Linked DNA regions of Homo sapiens: region 2 is linked to region 1. Evidence: chromatin loops called from intact Hi-C (ENCODE). Cell type or tissue: gastrocnemius medialis. All regions are shown on one strand. Each heading gives the region's core, and the rest is flanking DNA. Links, peaks and the distances in the headings are about the cores only.

Region 1 (11,184 bases), core at 1,017-9,016:
TTTTTTTTTTTTTTTTGGAGACGGAGTCTCACTCTGTCACTGTCACCCAGGCTGGAGTGCAGTGGCACAATCTCAGCTCACGGCAACCTCCACCTCCCGGTTTCAAACCATTCTCCTGTCTCACACCACCACTGCGCCCGGCCTGGAATTATCTTCTTACACCCCTCTCAGCTCAAACCTAACCAACTGGAATTTTAAACATTGTAGGATCCACTCAGAAAAGGAACTAGAAAAAAAATACTTTTTCTGTATTCCCCTGGTCATCTCTGAAGAAACTATGTTTGTAAAATTTACTAATATCAGCCGGGCAAAATGGCTCACACCTGTAATCCCAGCACTTTGGGATGCCAAGGTGGGTGGATCACTTGAGGTCAGGAATTCGAGACCAGCCTGGCCAACATGGTGAAACCCTGTCTCTACTAAAAATATAAAAACTGGCCAGCCCCGGTGGCTCACACCTGTAATCCCAGCACTTTGGGAGGCCGAGGCAGGTGGATCACGGGGTCAGGAGTTCAAGACCAGCCTGACCAAGATGGTGAAACCCCGTCTCTATTAAAAATATAAAAATTAGCCAGGTGCAGTGGCAGGTGCCTGTAATCCCAGCTACTCAGGAGGCTGAGGCAGGAGAATCACTTGAACTTGGGAGTCGGAGGTTGCAATGAGCCGAGATTGAGCCACTGAACTCCAGCCTGGGCAACAGAGCAAGACTCTGTCTAAAAAAATAAATAAATAAAGTTAAATAAAATATACTAGTGTCTATTACAATAGTAGCAACTACAATTTATGAAGTATTAGCTGCTAGGCACAGAGACAGGTGCTTGATGTACATTATGGATGTACATTATGTCTATACAAGCCTCACAGTTGCCTTCTAGTTTTTTTTAAGTGATAAAGACTACATTGGGTAGATTGCTTGATTTTGTGTAACATATTTAAAAAAAAGAAATGCATTTTTTTCATTTTATTTTTATTAAGCACTACATAACACATTGCATGCTACATAATACACTGTAACCTTCTAGCAGGGGTAGATGGCCATAACTGAGTTATTTTTTTCATCAATCAGGAAAATGCTTCCTTAATCAATGTTCTCCAAACCCTGAAAAACAGTTTAAAAAGGAGAATGTGACAAGTCTGTTCCCATCAAAGATATGCCATGTACTTTTATTTCCAGTGTCATTAAATGGCATTGTTATTAAAAAGAGTGCTTCCACATCCCACATTTCTCTAACTGCAACAATACATTGGATTAAATTTTATAATCACTAAAGAATAACCTGTAATGATTTCTAGTTTTCATTTTCTGACAGCAGCATATTGCTTTATATGAAACAAACCTTCCCCGACCCCCAATCAGAACTAAAGTCAAGCAACTCTTTACCACCTGGATCCTTTTTTTTTTTTTTTGAGATGGAGTCTCACTCCCGTCATGCAGGCTGGAGTGCAGTGATGCGATCTTGCCTCACTGCAACCTGCATCTCCCAGGTTCAAGCAATTCTCCTTCCTCAGCCTCCCAAGTAGCTAGGATTAAAGGCATGTGCCACCATGCCCAGCTGATTTTTGTATTTTTAGTAGAGAAGGGGTTTCGCCATGTTGGCCAAGCTGGTCTAGAACTCCCGACCTCAGGGGATCCACCTGCCTCGGCCTCCCAAAGTGCTAGGATTACAGGTGTGAGCCACTATGCCTGGCCTCCACCTGGATCCTTTTACAAAGCACCTCAGTGAGTCAGAGGACAAGAAGGTAAAATCTGTTTTAAAAAATAACAGCCAACATGAGGTAGATACTATTATTCTCATTCCATTTTTTTTACAAATGAGGAAATGGAGGCTCAGAGAGGTTAAAAGTCACCTGCTTAAGTCCATAAGGAATTAGCAGAGCCAGAATTCAGGGACCCCAACTCCCGAACCCTTCTCTGACAAGCACTACACTATCTATTCAAAATACCTACTGGATCTTACTAAGTTGACAACCAAATACTTCAGAAGCTATAAATTAAAAGATTACACCTGGCGTGGTGGCTCACGCCTGTAATCCCAGCACTTTGGGAGGCCGAGGTGGGTGGATCATGAGGTCAGGAGTTCAAGATCAGCCTGGCCAAGATGGTGAAACCCTGTCTCTACTAAAAGTACAAAAATTACAGCGCACCTGTAATCCCAGCTACTCGTGAGGCTGAGGCAGGAGAATTGCTTGAACCTGGTGGGTGGAGCTTGCAGTGAGCCAAGATCATTCCACTGCACTCCGGCCTAGGCGACAGAGCAAGACTCCGTCTCAAAAAAAAAAAAAAAAAAAAAAAAAGACTCATCAGTGATGACACTTCTTCTAGGTATTAAATAACATAGTCCAGGTATTTGGTTTACTATTACAGGAAGAACTGCCTTAAGAGAAGTTAAAACTGTATCTTCCTTGGAGCCATCTCTTAGAAATCCTAATTCTGTCTCACATGCTAGGTGATTCTGATGGTTATTCTTGGACCATACTTTGAGAAATATGGCTCCAGATAAGTAGATATCTATTATCATGTTCATTGGATTAGATTCTCAACTACCTCTCTACTGAGAGGTGTATCACCCAGGTTGAGTCCTTATAATATTACTTAATCACTCTGACCCTTGTCTATAAAATGGAAATACTATTTACTTAGGTTTGTTGTGAGGAATAAATGAGGAAGGAGAAAATATTAAAAAGTAAACATTTTTAAAAGAAGTATGAGAATGAACTACTCCTACAAAATATAAAAACATACTATTAGGGCCAGGAGTAGGGGCTCACGCCTGTAATCCTAACACTTTGGGAGGTTGAGGTGGGCGGATCACTTGAGGTCAGGAGTTAGGAAACCAGCCTGGCCAACATGGTGAAACTCCATCTCTACCAAAAAGTACAAAAAAAAATTTAGCTGGGCATGGTGGCAGGTGCCTGTAATCCCAGCTACTCAGGAGGCTGAGGCACAAGAATCGCTTGAACCCGGGAGGCGGGGGTTGCAGTGAGCCAAGATTGCACCACTGCACTCCAGACTGAGTGACAGCGTGAGACCTTGTCTCAAAAAACAAAAAAAAAGACAGAAAAACAAAAAATATACTATTAAGTTGAGCCTTATGAAATGCTACTGCTTGGTCGTTTTTGACCTACAAAAATGGCAATGTCATAATTGAATCAAAATATAAAATTATAGTAATTCTTTAAATGAAGTATTGTTGCAGGAATAGGCAGACCTAGAGTATAGAAAAGCACATCCGTGAAACAGGCCCATGTGTACATGGAAATTTAGTTTACCAGAGTGGTATTACAAATAAAAATAAATTGGGTGCTTGGTGGTTTTTTTTTTTTTTTTTTTTGAGACAGGCTCTCATTCTCTCGCCCGGGCTGGAGTGCAGTGGTACGATCCTAGTTCACTGGAGCCTCAAACCCCTGGGCTCAAGCTGTCCTCCTGCCTCAGCCTTCTGAGTAGCTAGGACTACTAAACTCTTCTATAAATGGGTAATTGCGATAACTAGCTACCTGTTGGAAAAAAGTAAAGTTAATCCTCCTTTCACATTATACTCCAAAATGACCTGTAGATGTAACCAAATAACTAATTTTTTAAAGAAACTAACAATATTAGGAGAAATTATTTTTTAAAAGTATTTTTATGAGCCAGGTATAGTGGCACACCTGCAGTCCCAGCTCCTCCGAAGGCTGAGGCAAGAAGATCACTTGAGCCTATGAGTTTGAGGGCCAGCCTGGGCAACACAGCAAGACTGTCTCTATTTTATTTTTTGAAAGTATTTTTATAATCTTAGATAGAAAAGGCCTTTGTACGGGAGACATAAAAACCTAGAATCCAGAACAACAAAACATGATACATTGAATATCAAAATTTAGAACTACCTGATGAAAAACATCATAAAGTAAAAAAGACAAACAGCAGACTGGGAAAAATGTCATATATAAAATAGACAAAAAAATTAAAGTCTAGAATATATAAAGAACCATAGCTCAAAAAGAAAAAGACAATGGAACAGGCAAAGGATATAGGCAACAATCCACAGAATAAGAAATATATGACAGAAGAAAAACTAAAAAAAAAAAAGAAATATAAAAGATTAAATATGTAAAAAGATGCCAACCTCACTAGTAGATAAGAAAATGCTAGTTATATATTAGCACTGTATGACCCTTGGCAAGGCATTACCAGAACCCACCTCAACCCTGGCAAAAGGCTGGCATCAGAGTGGCATCTTACCTTTGACACATAGTAACGATCAACTCCAGAGATGCGCCTATCTCTTTCCATCAGACTCCAGTGATACCCAAAATGAGCAACCCTTTTTTCCTTCAAATAAGAGACAATTATTGTTGCAGTTTATAAAAGTGAGTGACCCAATTGATAGATACTACAATTTTTAAAAGGGACATTCCAGAGAAATGGAATCATCGTTTAAATAAAAATGCAAATTAGTAGTACAAAGAACAGAATCTCCTAAATAAAATCAGACCACTAAACTTTAGGATTAAGTTGGTACCTGTGACTTTTTACACTATTTTAACCAACATGAATTTTTTTTCCTTTTTTTTTAAAAAAAAAAAAAAAGAAATATCTAGTTGTTGTCTTTTGGGACACTAAGAAACAACAGCTGTAGATCACACGTGAAGAACAATAACAAAATCAAAAAGTAAATAAATTTATATCCTGTACTCTTGAGATGATGTGAAGGACTAGGAAGAGGGGAAAATGAATCCTGATGTAAAAAAACAAGATCTCGCAGTAAATTCCTAAAGGCTTGCAAGAGAAAGTGGGGAATAAAAAAGTCAAGGGTGGCCGGTCGCGGCGGCTCACGCCTGTAATCCCAGCACTTTGGGAGATCAAGGCGGGTGGATCAACCGAGGTCAGAAGTTCGAGACCAGCCTCGCCAACATGATGAAACCCCGCCTCTACAAAAAAAAAAAAAAAGCCAGGCGTGGTCCCGGCTACTCGGGAGGCTGAAGCAGGAAAATTTCTTTCTTTATTTATTTTTTTTTGAGACGGAGTTTCGCTCTTGTTGCCCAGGCTGGAGTGCAGTGGCGCGATCTCGGCTCATCGCAACCTCCGCCTCCTGGGTTCAAGTGATTCTCCTGCCTCAGCCTCCCGAGTAGCTGGGATTACAGGCATGCGCCACCACGCCCAGCTAATTTTGTATTTTTAGGAGAGACGGGGTTTCTCCATGTTGGTCAGGCTGGTATCGAACTCCCGACCTCAGGTGATCCGCTCGCCTCGGTCTCCCAAAGTGCTGGGATTACAGGCGTGATCCACCGCGCCCAACCAGGAGAATCTCTTGAACCCAGAAGGCGGAGGTTGCAGTGAGCGATTCTCAGGCTTGAGCCACCTTTTCTAATCTACCTTCCCGGCCCCCGCGTCGCTACTCTGCCCTAAGGCCCACTCTGATACACCCAGAAACGCTGTTTTTCACTAGAGCAGGATGTAGTTTCTATCGGGCTTCGTTTCGCAAGCCTCGGCTTCTAGGCAACCGGAAGCAAGTAGAGGGCCGACCTCGGAGAGAGGGTTCGCAGGCTGACGGTCTCCCTGCCCACCACCCTTTTCGGAAATCAGCCCGTGGAGTCGGCCCCCGGGCCGAAGCCGGCTTACCTTGCCCCCGTTAGTGAACCTGTGGATGTACGCAGTAGCCAGTCCTGGAATCAACAAGCACACGCCCATGACGGAGAGTCCGGGGAGAATCTCGAACCACATCTCTGCCCCGTTACCTAGGCCAAAACCCTACTTCTGGGTCCTTGAAAGGTGACCTGGCTTCGCCTCTCTTCCCAGCAAGCCCCGCGGCCGCCCGCGAGCGGGGCGGTGCCACGTACGGCTCCGGAAGAAGCGACGGAATCTGCTAGGGCACAAGAGAGACGGGCGCTCGGGCTCTCGCAGTCCTCTTCCGTCAGTGTCTTTTGCTTCGACTCCCGGCGGAGCGCGCAACGTGGAGTGACGTGCAGGGGCCAAGTGCAACCCAGGCAGCCACGGCTGTTTCGGAGCTCAGGACTCTAAAATGGCAGAGCAGCTTTCTCCAGGAAAGGCGGTGGATCAGGTGTGCACCTTCCTTTTCAAAAAGCCTGGGCGGAAAGGGGCTGCTGGACGCAGAAAGCGCCCGGCCTGCGACCCAGAGCCCGGAGAAAGCGGCAGCAGTAGCGACGAAGGCTGCACTGTGGTTCGACCGGAAAAGAAGCGGGTGACCCACAATCCAATGATACAGAAGACCCGTGACAGTGGTAAACAGAAGGCGGCTTACGGCGACTTGAGCAGCGAAGAGGAAGAGGAAAATGAGCCCGAGAGTCTCGGCGTGGTTTATAAATCCACCCGTTCGGCGAAACCCGTGGGACCAGAGGATATGGGAGCGACAGCTGTCTATGAGCTGGACACAGAGAAAGAGCGCGATGCACAAGCCATCTTTGAGCGCAGCCAGAAGATCCAGGAGGAGCTGAGGGGCAAGGAGGATGACAAGATCTATCGGGGAATCAACAATTATCAGAAATACATGAAGCCCAAGGATACGTCTATGGGCAATGCCTCTTCCGGGATGGTGAGGAAGGGCCCCATCCGAGCGCCCGAGCATCTACGTGCCACCGTGCGCTGGGATTACCAGCCCGACATCTGTAAGGACTACAAAGAGACTGGCTTCTGCGGCTTCGGAGACAGCTGCAAATTCCTCCATGACCGTTCAGATTACAAGCATGGGTGGCAGATCGAACGTGAGCTTGATGAGGGTCGCTATGGTGTCTATGAGGATGAAAACTATGAAGTGGGAAGCGATGATGAGGAAATACCATTCAAGTGTTTCATCTGTCGCCAGAGCTTCCAAAACCCAGTTGTCACCAAGTGCAGGCATTATTTCTGCGAGAGCTGTGCACTGCAGCATTTCCGCACCACCCCGCGCTGCTATGTCTGTGACCAGCAGACCAATGGCGTCTTCAATCCAGCGAAAGAATTGATTGCTAAACTAGAGAAGCATCGAGCTACAGGAGAGGGTGGTGCTTCCGACTTGCCAGAAGACCCCGATGAGGATGCAATTCCCATTACTTAGGTTTCCCATAATTCTTAAATTTAAAAAATAAACGTTTTGTTCTTTTGGAAGTCTTACTTCGTGTCCTTCCTTTGTAGAGAAAGTGACAGAGCAGGCGGGTGGTGAAGTAGGGTCCTGGATTAAAAGCTTCAAGGTAGGTATAATCAGGATTTTTAGCCCTAGGATAACCATTTTGCCTGTGTTTCTTTTCAGAACACTTTGGCATAAATTATAGGGGTGGGAGTAGTTTGAGAAAAGAGCTATAATTTGCTCGAAGTAACCAAAGCCATGATGAAAGCAAGACCTCTGAGCCTGTTTATTATATCACATTTCTGTATCACTTAATAGTTTACAAAGTACTTTCATGCATTCTTTCTCTTGGGAGCCTGTACTACAAAATATACCCGAGCCAAGGTGTTGGGGAGAGGGGTTGTGTTTGGGGAACTGGTAGCTAGCACCACAGGCTTCACATATGGGAAATGTTCCTTGCTGTCTTGGTTATTTATTTATTTATTTGTTTTTGAGACGGAGTCTCGCTCTCTTGCCCAGGCTAGAGTGCAGTGGCGCGATCTCAGCTCACTGCAACCTCCGCCTCCCCGGTTCAAGCGATTCCCCTGCCTCAGCCTCCCGCGTAGCTGAGACTACAGGCGCATGCCACCACACCCGGCTATTTTTTTTTTTTTTTTTTGTATTTTTAGTAGAGACGGGGTTTCACCATACTAGCCAGGATGGTCTCGATCGCCTGGCCTCGTGATCCACCTGCCTTGGCCTCCCAAAGTGCTGGGATTACAGGTGTGAGCCACCGAGCCCGGCTCCCTTGCTGTCTTGGAAGCAGCTATAGTTAACCCCCACGTCCATGGGTGATAAAAGTATCTGTGCTCAGCTATCCAGTGTGACAGACACTAGCCCCAGGTGGCTATTGAGCACTTGAAATGTGTCTGACCACTGTATTGGACATTACTATTGTAGACAGAACTCGTGAACCTGCAGAGGTCAAAAACAATATTTTATCATCCATTACCTGAAACTATCTGTGTTCTCACAGTCTCTGTAATAGTGCTGATCACACCTTATTAAAATTAGTCAATGTACCTGTCTCTCCAACTGGTTTATGAACTCAGTGACTAGCCTAGTGCTTGGCATATAATAAGCACTTAATAAATAAGCCTAGAGAGGTTTAAAAAGGGAGATTGGGGCCAAAGCCTTGAATCCAAGCTGAGGAGCGTTGACTGTATTCTGTAGGCAGCGGGGGAGATAGCAGAGGTTTGGGAAGAGAACACAATCAGACTTGGGTTTTTTTGTTTGTTTGTTTGTTTTAGTGTTACTGTGGTTGCGGCTATAGGATGGCTCACAAGGGAGATGGAACACGAGGCCGGGAGGCCAGTTAGGCCAAATGATTAGTAAATTTTTATTGATATGGCTAGAATTTGGGCTAATCCCACGAAACAGATGCAAGAATAAATTCTGGGTTAGTGGTTTTTATTCACATTCATTAATCCATTTAAAGATATTCTTTTTTTTTTTTTTTGAGACAGAGTCTTGCTCTGTTGTCTAGGCTGGAGTGCAGTGGCGCGATCTTGGCTCATTGCAACCTCCGCCTCCCAGGTTCAAGCAATTCTCCTGCCTCAGCCTCCCGAGTAGCTGGGACTACAGACGTGCACCACCACACCCAGCTAATTTCTGTATTTTTAGTAGAGACAGGGTTTCACCATATTGGTCAGGCTGGTCTTGAACTTCTGACCTCGTGATCCGCCCGCCTCGGCCTCCCAAAGTGCTGGGATTACATGCATGAGCCACTGCGCCTGGCCTAAAGATATTCTTTGAGTAGCTACTCTAAATCAGGCACTGTGCTTGGCATGGGGGATATTAGCAGTGAACAAGATGGACACAGCCCCTGCCCTCATGGAGCTGGACATTAAATAATGACTGTTTGTTTGTTTTTGAGACAGAGTCTCGCTGTGCCACCCAGGCTGGAATGCAGTGGCATAATCTCAGCTCACTGTAACCTCCACCTCCCAGGTTCAAGCAATTCTCCTGCCTCAGCCTCCTGAGCTGGTCTCGAACTCCTGACCTCATGTGATCCACCCGCCTGGGCTTCCTAAAGTGCTGAGATTACAGGCCACCGTGCCCTGCCTGTTTCGTTTCTTTTAATTTCAAATAGGATCTCCTATGTTGCCCAAGCCCATCTCAAACTCCTGGCTTCAAGCAATCCTCCCGCCTCAGCTTCCCAACATGCAGGGATTACAGGCGTAAGCCACCATACCTGGCCTAGGAAAGCATTTGGAAAAGTGTCATGTCCTACACAAAGCTTCGGACGAAAAGGAAATAAATGAAAAGTGTCACGGAGGCAAGGCGCAGTGGCTCACGCCTGTAATCTCAGCACATTTAGAGGCTGAGATGGGAGGATCACTTGAGGCCAGGAGTTGGAGACCAGCCTGGGCAACAGGGAGACCCCCGTCTCTACAAAAAACAAGCAAAAATTTTAGCTGGGTGTGGTGATGTGCACCTGTAGTCCCAGCTACTCAGGAGGCTGAGGTGGGAGAATCCCTTGAACCCAGAAGATCAAGGCTGCAGTGAGCCATGATTGCGCTACTACACTCCAACCTGGGTGACAGGAGTGAGACCCTGTCTCAAAAAAAAAAAAAAAGAGAGAAAAATATGGCAATGAGTAGCAAAAGAACCAGAAAAAATGTTCATTTTTTTAACTATTTCTGATAATTTATACTAAAAAAGTTATTCAGGGTTGGGCACAGTGGCTCATGCCTGTAATCCCAGGACTTCATGAGGCCAAGATTAGAGGATCACTTGAGCTCAGGAGTTTGAGAACAGCATGGGCAACATAGCAAGACTCCCATCTCTAAAAAATAAAAATAAAAAAAGTTATTCAAAAGTAGAATAAAGTGTTATGGAAAAAGATATACTTTGAATTGTTATCTATTATATAAGCTGAGAGAAAAGGTCCAGGAGAAAACACAGATGATAAAAGGTGAAAGAATGCTGCTGATGACTAAATTCTAGGAGGTAGAACAGAGAAGCGACAGAATTAAGAGCATAAATCAGTCTTAAAGAGTTGAGAGGGCAAGAGAAAGATGACGTTTGTGCACTACTCTCCACATGACGTTTTTTAATACTTGTCTGTGAATCTTTTTTTCTTCTTTCTTTTTTTTGGTCTTGAGACAGGGTCTCACTCTGTCGCCCAGGCTGGAGTGCAGTAGCGCAATCTCGGCTCACTGCTACCTCTGCCTCCCAGGTTCAAGCAATCCTCCTGCCTCAGCCTCCCAAGTAGCTGGAATTACAGGCATGCACCACCACGTCCAGCTAGTTTTTTGTATTTTTAGTAGGGATGGGGTTTCACTGTGTTGGCCAGGCTGGTCTGGAACTCCTGGCCTCAAGTGATCTGCCTGCCTTGGCCTCCCAAAGTGCTGGGATTACAGATGTGAGCCACCGTACCCAGCCTTTTCTGTGAATTTTGAAAAAGTATACAATGTACTTGCAAATGAGCATTATTCTGGAGTCCGTAGCATTCAGCAGATTCTTAAAAGGGACCGTAACTCCATAAAAGCACCTAAATCAATAGTGTACTCAAAGTACTTTTCATGTTTACAAGCTTATGATTACATTTTCTACAGTTCAGGAATATTTTCATCACCTTTAATTAAATGGTACAACTTCATTTCATAGGTGGGAACTAAATAGTTATTCTTACAATTTAAAAGAAACTAAATATGTAGAGGGAAGCAAGCGCTCCAGAAGAGATGAGGTTGCAGCTGGACCCTAAAGGAGCTTACCTAGTTTGAAAGGTCAGGGCACCTATGTCTCCCCTAGGAAATGAGCCTCAAACTGAGACCCGAGAGGTGAGTTGGAGAAAGAGTATCTCAGGTAGAGGGACAAGTATATATACTAAGGCCCTGATGTGAGAGACTGCCTCCAGCTAAAAACTCAAGGCAGTCTAAGGTGGCTGGGGAAAAGAGACAAGGTAGTCAGGGCCAAAGAGCAGACACCTTGCAAGTCATGTTAAGGACTTTGGACTTTATCTGAAGGGCAAAAATGCGCCATGAAAGCATTTTAAGGGCCAGGCGCAGTGGCTCACGCCTGTAATCCCAGCACTTTGGGAGGCCGAGGTGGGCGGATCACTTGAGGTCAGGAGTTCGAGACCTGCCTGGCCAACATGGTG
Region 2 (11,184 bases), core at 2,239-10,238, 300 kb after region 1:
CCTCAAATTATTGTTACTCCCTATTTTCTTTTCAAAGCCAGACCTGAAGATACTATGTATTATAACTAAGAAAGTAAAATCTTATGGAATGGACAAACATATGCCCATTAGAAGTATGGAAGTATGTCCATCAGAACATACTTCACCTTTATCACCACCTGGTCATAAATCTTCCTCTTTCTGAGGAAGAAAGCACAGTTCTTCCTTTTCAGTATTTATTGACACTATAATATGCAAGAAAAAGTGGGAATGTGTTAGAGTTCAAAACTTTGAGTTTCCTTATGTATTATGATCTCAAGTGTAAACACATTTGGATCAATGTTGCAATCTGACTAAATTATGGGTAAGAGACACTGCTCTAAAACTGGGCAGATGTAATAGCACATGGAGATCCCAGCTACTTCAAAACCATCACTAAATATGGTATCTAAAGGTAGTAAAGCAAGACATAGGGAAGCCATAAGCAAAAACAGTAAAACACACTGCTAAGAGCATGAGCTCTGCAGTCAGACAGGTCTGGGCCCAAGTCCTTGCTTTGGTACTTACTAGCTGTGAGACTTTGGGGAAGGTGTTCTCCTTGACTAAACCTTAAGTTCCTCATTTGTAAAATGAGATTAATCATAGTACCCACCATATAGCATTGTTGTGAGGTTTAAATGAGAGGAATATGCATAGTTCCACAAAGTTAAGTGCTCCAAAACCATGAGCAACTATTTTTGCTATAATAATTCTAAAGTTTCACATCTCTAGACTCAGCTGAAGGAGGCAAAACCCAAAAATCAGAACTATCAGTAAGAAATATACAATTAAGGCATTCAGATATTAAACAGTACTTTTAGGTCTACATCAAACACTCACAGTTCAAAGCAAGTTGAGTACCTATATTGGTGGCTCACAAGTTCCTTGACTTGAGCTTTCTGCATACACTTGCCCAGAAGTTCAACTAAGTGATTACCTAGCTACCAAAGAAGTTAATCGCAAGTCTTTTAAAACAGTTCACTTAATATCTTGAGAAGTGAAGCAACCTATTTATGTCTACTTGAATATAAATTAAGACAACCCAAATCTTATTCAAGGTACACATTAAAAAGAGGGTAAAAACTTCACACTTTTAGTCACACTAATCAGAACCTGTTTAGTATAACCTTCAATGTAATTTCTAAGCTCTAAAACAAATGTTAAGGGAATTTAAAATCCCAGAATTAGTATTATGCAGTCTTGAGACTACAGCTTACCCTCTGAATATTTAGAAGGCTAGGCTTTAAAATAACTGAAAATTTAAGCCTCACCATTGTTGTACATAATGTATACTAATTTTGTTCATCTTCCCGAGGAGGCTAAGACATCGTAAGGAAAGTATCAATTAATCCATCTATACAGGGAGACCACCAAAATTACATAAACGTGTTAAGTGACTGGTGTATGGCAATAAGGAGTGATATGGTTGAACTAGAGGGGGTATATGTTCTGCCTAAAGACACTCACAAAGTCAAGTTTTGGAAAATACTGTGTTGGCCAAAGAAAACACACCTGCAGGTGTTTTCTGCCATTTGGCCACCAGTTTGTGACCCCTGAGAAGAAAGCAAAATACATATAACTTCAAAATTATTTTTGATGACTGAAAATCGATTTTTCAAGTAATATCCAAAACTCTTCATCATAGGATTTATTTATATTTAAAACACTCTTAGTGGACTTTAGAGATTCATTTTGAAAAAGATTTTATGACTCAGAAACATTTCCAAAAATTAAAAAAAAATAAAAACGATTTATACCCCAATTCTAAAGAACACATCTATTATGAAAAGCAAATACCAGTACCTTACCATGTCTATTAACAATTTTTAGATTATGTGATGAAGATTATATTCCATAACCTTTGTATTTAGCATGTATACCAAGATATTCTGATGAGGAAGCATTTCTCCCCAATGTTTTGGTAGTGTAAGCTCTTGAGAATATATTCCTCTTACTTCGAGTGTGTGAAGTTAAACCAAAATACCCTTAAGTGTTGCTTGTCTTAAGATTTCATCACTCTAACTAGGACCTGGTTGTTCCAGAAACTTCCATAACGAACGGTTTACAACAAAGAAGCAAAAGTAGTTTTGGGGTTCTTAATTAATAACATAATACATTGGAAACAGCAAAATCAACTATGCCACTTATCCCTAATCAGTCTTTTCTCTAACTGTAAATTCCCCAACTATAAATAAAGGGTATTCAAAAAATGGTTAAGGCTGGGCACGGCTGCTCATGCCTGTAATCATAGCACTTTGGGAGGCCGAGGTGGGCGGATCACCTCAGGTCAGGAGTTCGAGACCAGCCTGCCCAACATAGTGAAACCCCCTCTTTACTAAAAAATACAAAAATTAGCTGGGCATGGTGGTAGGTGCCTGCAATCCCAGCTACTTGGGAGGCTGAGGCAGAAGAATTGCTTGAACCTGGGAGGCAGAGGCTGCAGTGAGCTGAGCTCGTGCCACTGCACTCCAGCCTGGGTGACAAGAGCAAAACTCCATCTCAAAAAAAAAAAAAAAAAAAAAAGCTAAAATTTTTTTTGTGGGGGAACCACAGGCCACAGTGTTCCAGACACCTGAGGAAGCATCCATCGGTAGCAGACTGTTCAACAGAACAAATCAGCCTGAGTAATTCCTTTCAGTAATGCTAGGATGGAGATACACATCATCAAAAATAGAACCAGTAATGTCAAAGGTGACAGTCCTGGTAGATAATGGACTCTGTAAGTACCTTTTCAATTCATACCACTTAAGAGAAGCACCCTTGAAATATTTAGGTAGCCAATCCCCAGCAAAGTGATGTACTATTAATAAAGCTGTGCCCAGCATAAAACAGAGTAAAACGAGGAAAAAAGAAGCCAATGAAAACAAGGCCTACTAGAGCTAAAGCAAACACAGTTAATCTGTACATTTAAAGCTCAGGTATAAAGAACTAGTGCTCGCCGGGTGCGGTGGCTCAAGCCTGTAGTCCCAGCACTTTGGGAGGCCAAGGCGGGTGGATCCCAAGGTCAGGAGTTTGAGACCAGCCTGGCCAACATGGTGAAACCCCGTCTCTACTAAAGATACAAAAAATTAGCCGGGCGCGGTGTCGCACACCTGTAATCCCAGCTACTCAGGAGGCTGAGGCAGGAGAATCGCTTGAACCTGGGAGGCGGAGGTTGCAGTGAGCCGAGATCACACCATCGCACTCCAGCCTGGGTGACAGGGCGCAACTCCGTCTCAAAAAAACAAAAACAAAAAACAAACAAACAAAAAAACTAGTGCCAATCTGGTAGAAGAAAATTAAGTCTAGCTATAGTTTTTTGCTACAAATCAGTTCAAATGATTAACTGCGCCAAAGTAGTATGCCCTTACAATCACTGTTTCCTGCTGTCATTTCTTTTCTTTGCAGCCCTGAAGAGTAATGATATTTACCCAGGGGGTAAAGGTAAAGAGGAAGCTAAAAATATTCAGGTGACTGTCCACAGTTTCCTGGGGAAATCTAAGTACTTGAGATGAATTACAGACTTAGTTGAAATTGACTTACCTCACAACATTTTGTGGACTGGTAGCATCAAAAAGCAATCCGGCTCAGCAACATAAGTATGTATTAAGTAGTTTGCAGAAATGTTTTTGTTCCCACCTTCAAACTGAAGTGTGTGTGTGTGTGTGTGTGTGTATAAATGCTATGTGACCGAAGGAAATCATTGAGGAAAAAAATAACAGAAAGATCCTTTTCCTTTTTTTTAAAACCTCAAATATTAAAGAATTTCATGAGTTCAAATACTTTAATCATCCTTTAAATGTATTAAACTTTCAAAAAACAACCACACACACACACAACTGAGTGTAGAACTATCAGTGTCATTTTTCCGGTTGTGATAGGGTCTAGTCATTCAAGATGTTACCAAATGGGAGGGTTTGGGTAGAGGACTGGGTTAAGGGTATAAAGGGTGTCTCTATTATTTCTTGCAACTGCATATGAATCTATAATTATCTAAAATCAGAAAGTTTTTAAAAAGCAATTTACACGTGTTTTTAAAAGTTAAACCTAAATCAATTAAAAATTATGTACCTACTGGTACATGTAGTACTTTCAGGTAGGCAGGACACTGATCAAAAGGGTACATTAAGGCTAACTTCAATTGTGAAGCTGCTTTGAAATTACTCATCATAACGTCTTGATGAAAGCACACACTGCAAATTCACTTAAAAATAAGAAAGAATACTGTACTCAAATGAGGCATTTAAGACCATCTTAGAGCAGTGAGGCTGACAGGCATTCAATGTCAGATTGTAGAAACCAGACAGTTGTACGCAAGGGATTCTCGCATCCACTCAACATCCAACACACATCTACCAAGCACCTGCTGAACACAACTCCTGCCCTTGGGGTAGAATTCTGAACCAGATGGTCTCTGGGGTCTCTGCTGCCTATCAGCAACTGGTTGGGTTTATACTAATTCAGTGATGGAGGGCTGAATTTAGCAGAATTACAGCCCAAGCCTCAAAAATCCTTAATACCAGTGCTATGATTGCTCCTTTTAAAAAGTGACTGCCTTACACAGATTTTTTTTTTAAGAAAGCAAGAAGAAAGGTGCAGTTCTAGTCAAGCATACAATATCCAGAACCACCAGCCACACACTGCATTCCACTCAAGCCTTTAGCAGACAGAGGCTAGGCAGAGGCAGGTTCCTAAGCAGGAGACACTTCCAGGATGACTGGGAACCCTTTCCCCAGATGACCAGGCTCCTGAAAAGTGGGTAAAGAAACTCTCTCTTACCATCCTCAAACGGGGTCCCTTCAGGCCTGCAACACAGAGAAAAATGGTCAGTTCCCACTTAAGGGGCCCCCTTCTCCCTGCTTCATCTGAGATGGCTATCCCGAGCTCTGCCATCTCCAGCACCGCTACCGGGGTCGGAAGCCACTACAAATGGATGTCCCGGGCTCAGAGACACAGGGCAAGCCGCCGCGCCTAACCGCCACCACTCCCCGCCCCGCCCCCCTAGAACCCCAAGCGGTTCCCCCTGGCAGCGGGAACTGAGCTAATCGAGGCACAGGCTCCGGGGAGGCGCCTAGGCCCAGCCAGACCCAAACATTTTCCCCTACCCGCTCGGCCTCCGCGGGGGGCCCGCCCCGGAGCGCAGACCGAAGCTGCTCGCGTCCCCAGTTTTCTCGCCACCGCCACGAACGCAGACTCACCCGAAAATGACCGCGTTCCACACCATTATGTTGTTCTCGGACGGAGCCCCGCTGACTCCGGCTGGAGGATCCTCCTGCAACCTTCGGGAAGACAGACAGGGGTCCCCCTAGGCCGGCACTGGCGCCCGCTCCCGGCCGCTCCCCAGCCCTCCCCGCCCGGCGCGCCTCGGGACCCGCCCTGTGCCCCAGCTCGCAACCCCCGGCCTCGGCCGTCCCCTCGGTTTACCTCTTGAAGTCCCGCATGAGGCGCCGCCGAGCCGGGGTGGACATGTCGCGAGCGGGGTCAGGGGTGGGGCATACACTGGGGTCTCGGGTTCCCGCGGCGGGCGAGGAGGCCGAAGAGGCTGGAGAAGCAGGAGAAGGGGAGGCGGAAGCACCCAGAGGAACCGCGCTGCCTCTCCGAAGTCGAGGGTCGGTCTGGCGCCGGCTAAGCACCACCCCAGTGTAGACGGGGGCTGAACCAACCTGAGAGCAGAGAGAGGGGGGTGGAACGTCGAGCGCCGGACAGGCCGTACCAAGACGGGGCGGGGGGTGCGCGAGGAAAGTTGCTTATGTCATTAAAGCCCCACGGGAGGCCCGGGGCGGGGCCGCGAGCGCAGAGGCGTAGGGTACGCCGGAGCCCCGGGCGCTGGAGGAGCTCGTGGTGGAACGGGGTCCATCCCCACCTGCTAATTCTAAGGCAAACCCTGGGAAGTTTTCGGCTTTTTTTCTTTTTCTCTTTTTTTCTTTTTCTATTCGTTTTTGTTTGTTTTGTGACCAGATCATTCATGAAAGCGCGCACTATGCCCGGGGAGGAGAGGGGAGAAGTTTGGAAGTCCCAAACTAGAGGACGAAGGAGTGGGCGGAGGTAAAACCGGTTCTCAAAAAGCGGCAACTCTAGGGTGCACAACCCCTTCGGACACCGGAGACTGGGGTCGGAGGGGTGGGGAGAGGAGTGATTGGTTAAAATCACGGAAAATCAAAAGAATAAATCGGCCTTGACTATGACGGGGGGGCGGGGCGGGGCTGTGGGATTGAATGCAGGATTGGGCGCTCAACGTTTAGGCCAATGATCACCCCAGGGCAGAATGAAATAGTGTTGTATGTCCTGTGGGAGGGAATGGGAGCTTAAGGCAGGCGGAGTAGGGTTTTGTTTTGTTCTGTTTTGTTTTGGGCACTCACAATTTGGCTCTGGAACCACATTTCCCCTTGGTAGTTCAACAAGCCAAGCGGCTATTTATGTTCAGAAGAGTCCAAGATATGAGACTATCCGACTGCAGGGAGTTGCAAGGACAGTGGGTCTGAAGTAAAAGGAACGTGGAAAAGCTGCAGGTTGCAGGAAGAGTCACAGTCCGTGGACCTGCAAAAGCAATAACAGTTTTAAAGGATAATTTTTAAAGGTCAACCCAAAATAACTTAGAAGATAGGCATAATACACATTTAAAAATTATTGAAAATAGGAGAAAGGTAGATTTGGGTTAAGTCATCAAGAGTTTTGAATGCCAAGCTAATGGATTCCTTGGAAGTCCATTGAGCAGGGAAGTGACATCATTAGAGCTGTCCTTATCAGAGATTGGTCTCAAGAGAGCAGGCAGGAGACTCTTGCAGTATCTAGGTGCGAGATACTGAAGCAGGCAGTGACAATAAAGGCGAGGATATGAATGAATGGGGAGGACTTGGCAACAGGCTGAATATGGGGCAAGAGAGAGGAAGGAGTCAACAGTGGCTGAAACTCTAAGCCCCGAGATAACTGGGGTTTTGAAGGTGCCATTAACAGAATTACAGAATAGAGAGAGAGGGACAAGTTTGGAAAAGGAAATTTTGGGTGGGACTTACTGAGTTCATGGGACTGGTGAGACATCCCCGTGAAGATGTCCAGAAGATATCAGATGTGCAGGAATTTGTTTCTAACATGAGAAGCAGGAGGCACTTGACAATGGTAGTGATTCTAGCTGCTGCTTAACAACAGGTACTTTCATGGTCAAGGATTTCTATCTCCCATTAACTCCAACATATCAGTTAAGGCAAGTCTCCCTAATAGCATCACATTATGGCTGTAGTAGGAAGGGGGTACAAAAATTAAAAAAAAAAAACTTTTTTTCCTCTCATCTAAGAACTTGCAGTCTACTAACACACACATACACACATATGAAATCAACAAAAGCAAGATCTACAAAAGCAAGTATATTCGTTTTCATCACTGCTTAACAAATTACAAGTTGTTGGCCAAGCCCAGTTCATTGCAGTTGTAGGACTTTGGTCCCTATTTCCTTACTAGCTGCCACCTGGGAACTACTCTCAGCTCCTAGAGGCCGCCTGCATTCCTTGCCAAGTGGCCTACTCCATCTTCAAAGTCATCAACAGAGAATTTCTCTCCCACCACATCCCTCTCACTCTTTGAATCTTGTTTTCAGGAAGAGCACAGTCTACTTTAAAGGCTTATCAGATTATGTCAGGCCCACCCCATGGATAATTTCCCTATGTTAAAAACATCTAAGTTGGGACCTTTATTATGTCTGCTAAATTTTTTCACTGCAGAACCTAGATTAGTATTTCATTTAATAACTGGGAGAAAGTGTGTGTATATACCAAGGACCAAGAATCTCAGGGGAGGGTAGCATCTTAGAAGTCTGCCTACGACAGCAACAGCAGAACCAGAACGGTTTCAGATTTCCTTTTTTTTTTTTTTTTTTTTTCAGATTTTGGAATTATTTGCATTATAAAAGTTTCAGGTTTTGGAGCATTTCGGATTTTAGATTTTCAGATTTGAGATCCTCAACTTGTAGAAGTGTGTGAAACCACAGATGCTGAGAGATTGCACAGCAGAGGAATCGTCATTCTGGTGGGATCAGGACAAGCTTCCTGAAATGGGTGTATTTCAATTTTGTTTCAACAGAGATGAAAGCGGAGCTTGAGAGAGAAGAACTTAAGCAGTTTATATGGGGGCAATGGCACAGACAAGGGCATGGAGCTAAACCCGTGGGCAGATGAGCTTGGCTAATGGACAGGTTCTTGGCTGGGGAATGATGAGACCTCAGCTAGGAAAAGTGAGGGTGACAGAAGTTGATTAAATGCCCTCAAATGCGAGAATGGGGAATTTAGGCAGCTTTTATAGGTGTTTGAGCATGAGAGAGATGTATTGAAAATATCCTGGCCGGGCGCGGTGTCTCACACCTGTAATCCCAGCACTTTGGGAGGCCAAGGCAGGTGGATCACGAGGTCAGGAGATCAAGACCATCCTGGCTAACATGGTGAAACCCCGTCTCCACTAAAAATACAAAAAATTCTCCGGGCGTGGTGGTGGGCGCCTGTAGTCCCAGCTACTCTGGAGGCTGAGGCAGGAGAATGGCGTGAGCCCGGGAGGTGGAGCTTGCAGTGAGCAGAGATCGCGCCACTGCACTCCAGCCTGGGCGACAGAGCAAGACTCCATCTCAAAAAAAAAAAAGAAAAAAAAGAAAAAAAAGAAAATATCCTTTTGAGGCCAGGCATGGTGGCTCACGCCTATAATCCCAGCACTTGGGAGGCCGAGGCAGGTAGATCACCTGAGGTCAGGAGTTCAAGACTAACCTGGCCAACATGAGGTAACCCCATCTCTACTAAAAATACAAAAAAATTAGCTGGGCGTGGTGGTGAGGACCTGTAGTTCGAGCTACTCGGGAGGCTGAGACAGAAGAATCGCTGGAACCCAGGAGGCGGAGGTTGCAGTGAGCGGAGGTCATGCCACTACACTCCAGCCTGGGCGACACGACCAGACAAAAAAAAAAGAGAAAGAAAAAGAAAATACCCTATTAAGAAGCGGCATGTACCGTACTAAAAAGTATGAAAGGGACTGAGAAGCTCCTGCTACTGGATATACATGTCTGAAATTTATTGAAGGATATAGATGTATGTAAGTTTGTTGTGAGCTTGTCTGTTTTTTGAAACCCCCTTTCTCTTCCTTTCTTGGACTTTCTTCCTTTCAAGAAAACTAAGGGCTGGGCTCAGTGGCTCAAGCCTGCAATCCCAGCACTTGGGGAGGCCAAGTGGATCACCTGAGGTCAGGAGTTTGAGACCAGCCTGACCAACATGGAGAAACCCCGTCTCTACTAAAAATACAAAATTAACCGGGCATGGTGGTGCATGCCTATAATCCCAGCTATTCCAGAGGCTGAAGCAGGAGAATTGCTTGAACCCGGGAGGCGGAGGTTACAGGGAGCTGAGATCGCACCATTGCACTCCAGCCTGGGCAACAAGAGCGAAACTCCGTCTCAGAAAACAAAACACAAACAAACAAACAAAAAAACTCAGGAGCATGACCCAAATGGTTGGAAGCCCCCTGGCACCTGCATGGGAGTAGCATTCTCTGACTAAGGAATGAAACTGCATTGCAGGAACACCGTGCCCCCACATTCCTCAGCAGAAGCAGGGTTGTCATAGCAAGCAGCAATACAGAAGATTGTTTTCCAGCATGATGATTATCAGGCTAGAACATACTAACTTTAGCACAGTTTGGCCAAGCATTCTTTCTACCCTTTTTTCACCTTGACATCTTGAAGAAATACCCTCTTCACAGCCAAGCACCACCCCTACCCAAGAGCAGGGGTCCAGAAAGGATAAGTCTCCTCAATTTAAAGAAAAGTGGGCTGGGCACAGTGGCTCATGCCTGTAATCCCAGCATTTTGGGAGGTGGAGGTGGGAGGATCGCTTGAAGTGAGGAGTTTGAGATCAGTCTGGGCAAAAATGCAAGACTTGTCTCAAAAAAACCAAAAAAATTGTGAAATTTCATTCATGAAGATTTCAACATGAAAAATAGATTTTTATTTTCCTGAAGTATTTTGGGTTAGGAGAAGAGACGAAATTAAAGATCATTTCTTGCCTTATCAGGCTGTAAGTTTGTATTTCTGTTATCCAGTGAAGGCAAAGGACTTTTACTTTCCTACGGTTTTCACCTCTGTTGATAAAATTTAGTACAAACAGCAACAAAGCACCAACAGAAAATAAAATCGAAAGGTCTTTCTTGACTCAAATAATCTCAGAAAATATTTCAAGAGAATTACTTTTAGGAAGTAACAGTTAGCAAAGTGTGTGCTCTTGCTCTTGACAACTTGTAGTATGTTGTTCATCTTCAGCCTCTAGGACATAAGTGGTGGGGGGAAGAGAGAGAGACAAAGAGGTTGGGATGGAGGGAGGGGAATATCAAAGCTGAGGGAAATGGGGAAATTAAGGCCTTGAAAATGGGATTTCAGGCCAGGCACAGTGGCTCACGCCTGTAATCCGAGCACTTTGGGAGGCCGAGGCGGGTGGATCACCCGAAGTCAGGAGTTTGAGACCAGCCTGGCCAGCATGGCGAAACCCCGTCTCTACTAAAAATACAAAAAAATTAGCTAAGCGTGGTGGTGCGTGCCTGTAATCCCAGCTACCTGGAAGGCTGAGGCAGGAGAATCGCTGGAACCTGGGAGGCAGAGGCTGCAGTGAGCCGAGATCACGCCACTACACTCCAGCCTGGGTGACAGAGCCAGACTCCGTCTCAAAAAAAAAAAAGGATTTCACTACCTGCTAAATTACTGAATCAAAGAAAACAAAGGCATGGTGTGGTATGCTGAATAATGCACAACCCTGCCCCCTCCGCCCCCCCAGCCAGATCTCCATTTCCTTATCTCTGTAACTGGTGAATATGTTACCTTACATGGCAAAAGGGACTTTGCAGATGTGATTAAATTAAGAATCTTGACATGGGGATATTATCCTGGATTAAAGGGGTGGGCCTGAGGCAATCAAACCAGTCCTTATACGAGGGATGAAGTAGGAGTCAAAGAGGAGGCCATGTGATGACTGAAGCAGAGATTGGAGTGATGTGGCCACCAGGGAAGGAGCCAAAGTATGTCTGCAGTAGGAGTTGGAAGAGGCAAAAGATGGAAGCCTGAAGCCCCCAGAAGCAATCAGACCTGCTGACACCTTGACTTTAGACCACTGATATTGGTTTTGGACTTCTGATGTCCAAAACTCTAAGATAATACATTTGTGTTGTCTT

Evidence for each region. Peaks named below come from ENCODE experiments on the same cell type or tissue, not always from the same donor. Only the 100,000 strongest peaks of a DNase experiment are listed, where the experiment ranks them.
Region 2: it touches region 1 in a loop (3-fold over the local background); 7 of 110 quality-filtered maps call a loop at or near these places.

Annotation. Positions count from the first base shown.
Region 1 is chrX:119,866,429-119,877,612 of GRCh38, reverse strand. RNF113A (ring finger protein 113A) reads left to right here and starts at 5,880. Exons shown (of 1, transcript NM_006978.3): 1 at 5,880-7,138. The coding sequence starts at 6,000. The coding sequence ends at 7,031. NDUFA1 (NADH:ubiquinone oxidoreductase subunit A1) reads right to left here and starts at 5,781. Exons shown (of 3, transcript NM_004541.4): 1 at 5,600-5,781; 2 at 4,220-4,309; 3 at 951-1,099. The coding sequence starts at 5,701. The coding sequence ends at 1,079. RefSeq lists an enhancer at 5,458-6,167. In gastrocnemius medialis, for the core only: no CTCF peak of the experiment used is centred there; a DNase peak (open chromatin) is centred at 5,832; H3K4me3 peaks cover 4,220 bases; H3K27ac peaks cover 3,190 bases.
Region 2 is chrX:119,568,993-119,580,176 of GRCh38, reverse strand. It overlaps UBE2A (ubiquitin conjugating enzyme E2 A), which reads right to left and starts at 5,614. Exons shown (of 6, transcript NM_003336.4): 1 at 5,422-5,614; 2 at 5,196-5,276; 3 at 4,777-4,802. The coding sequence starts at 5,465. LOC124905208 (a long non-coding RNA gene) reads left to right here and starts at 5,682. Exons shown (of 2, transcript XR_007068307.1): 1 at 5,682-6,042; 2 at 7,874-10,188. RefSeq lists enhancers at 4,841-5,341, 5,342-5,842 and a silencer at 5,214-5,383. In gastrocnemius medialis, for the core only: a CTCF peak has its summit at 5,246; DNase peaks (open chromatin) are centred at 5,136, 5,306 and 5,706; H3K4me3 peaks cover 2,685 bases; H3K27ac peaks cover 2,640 bases.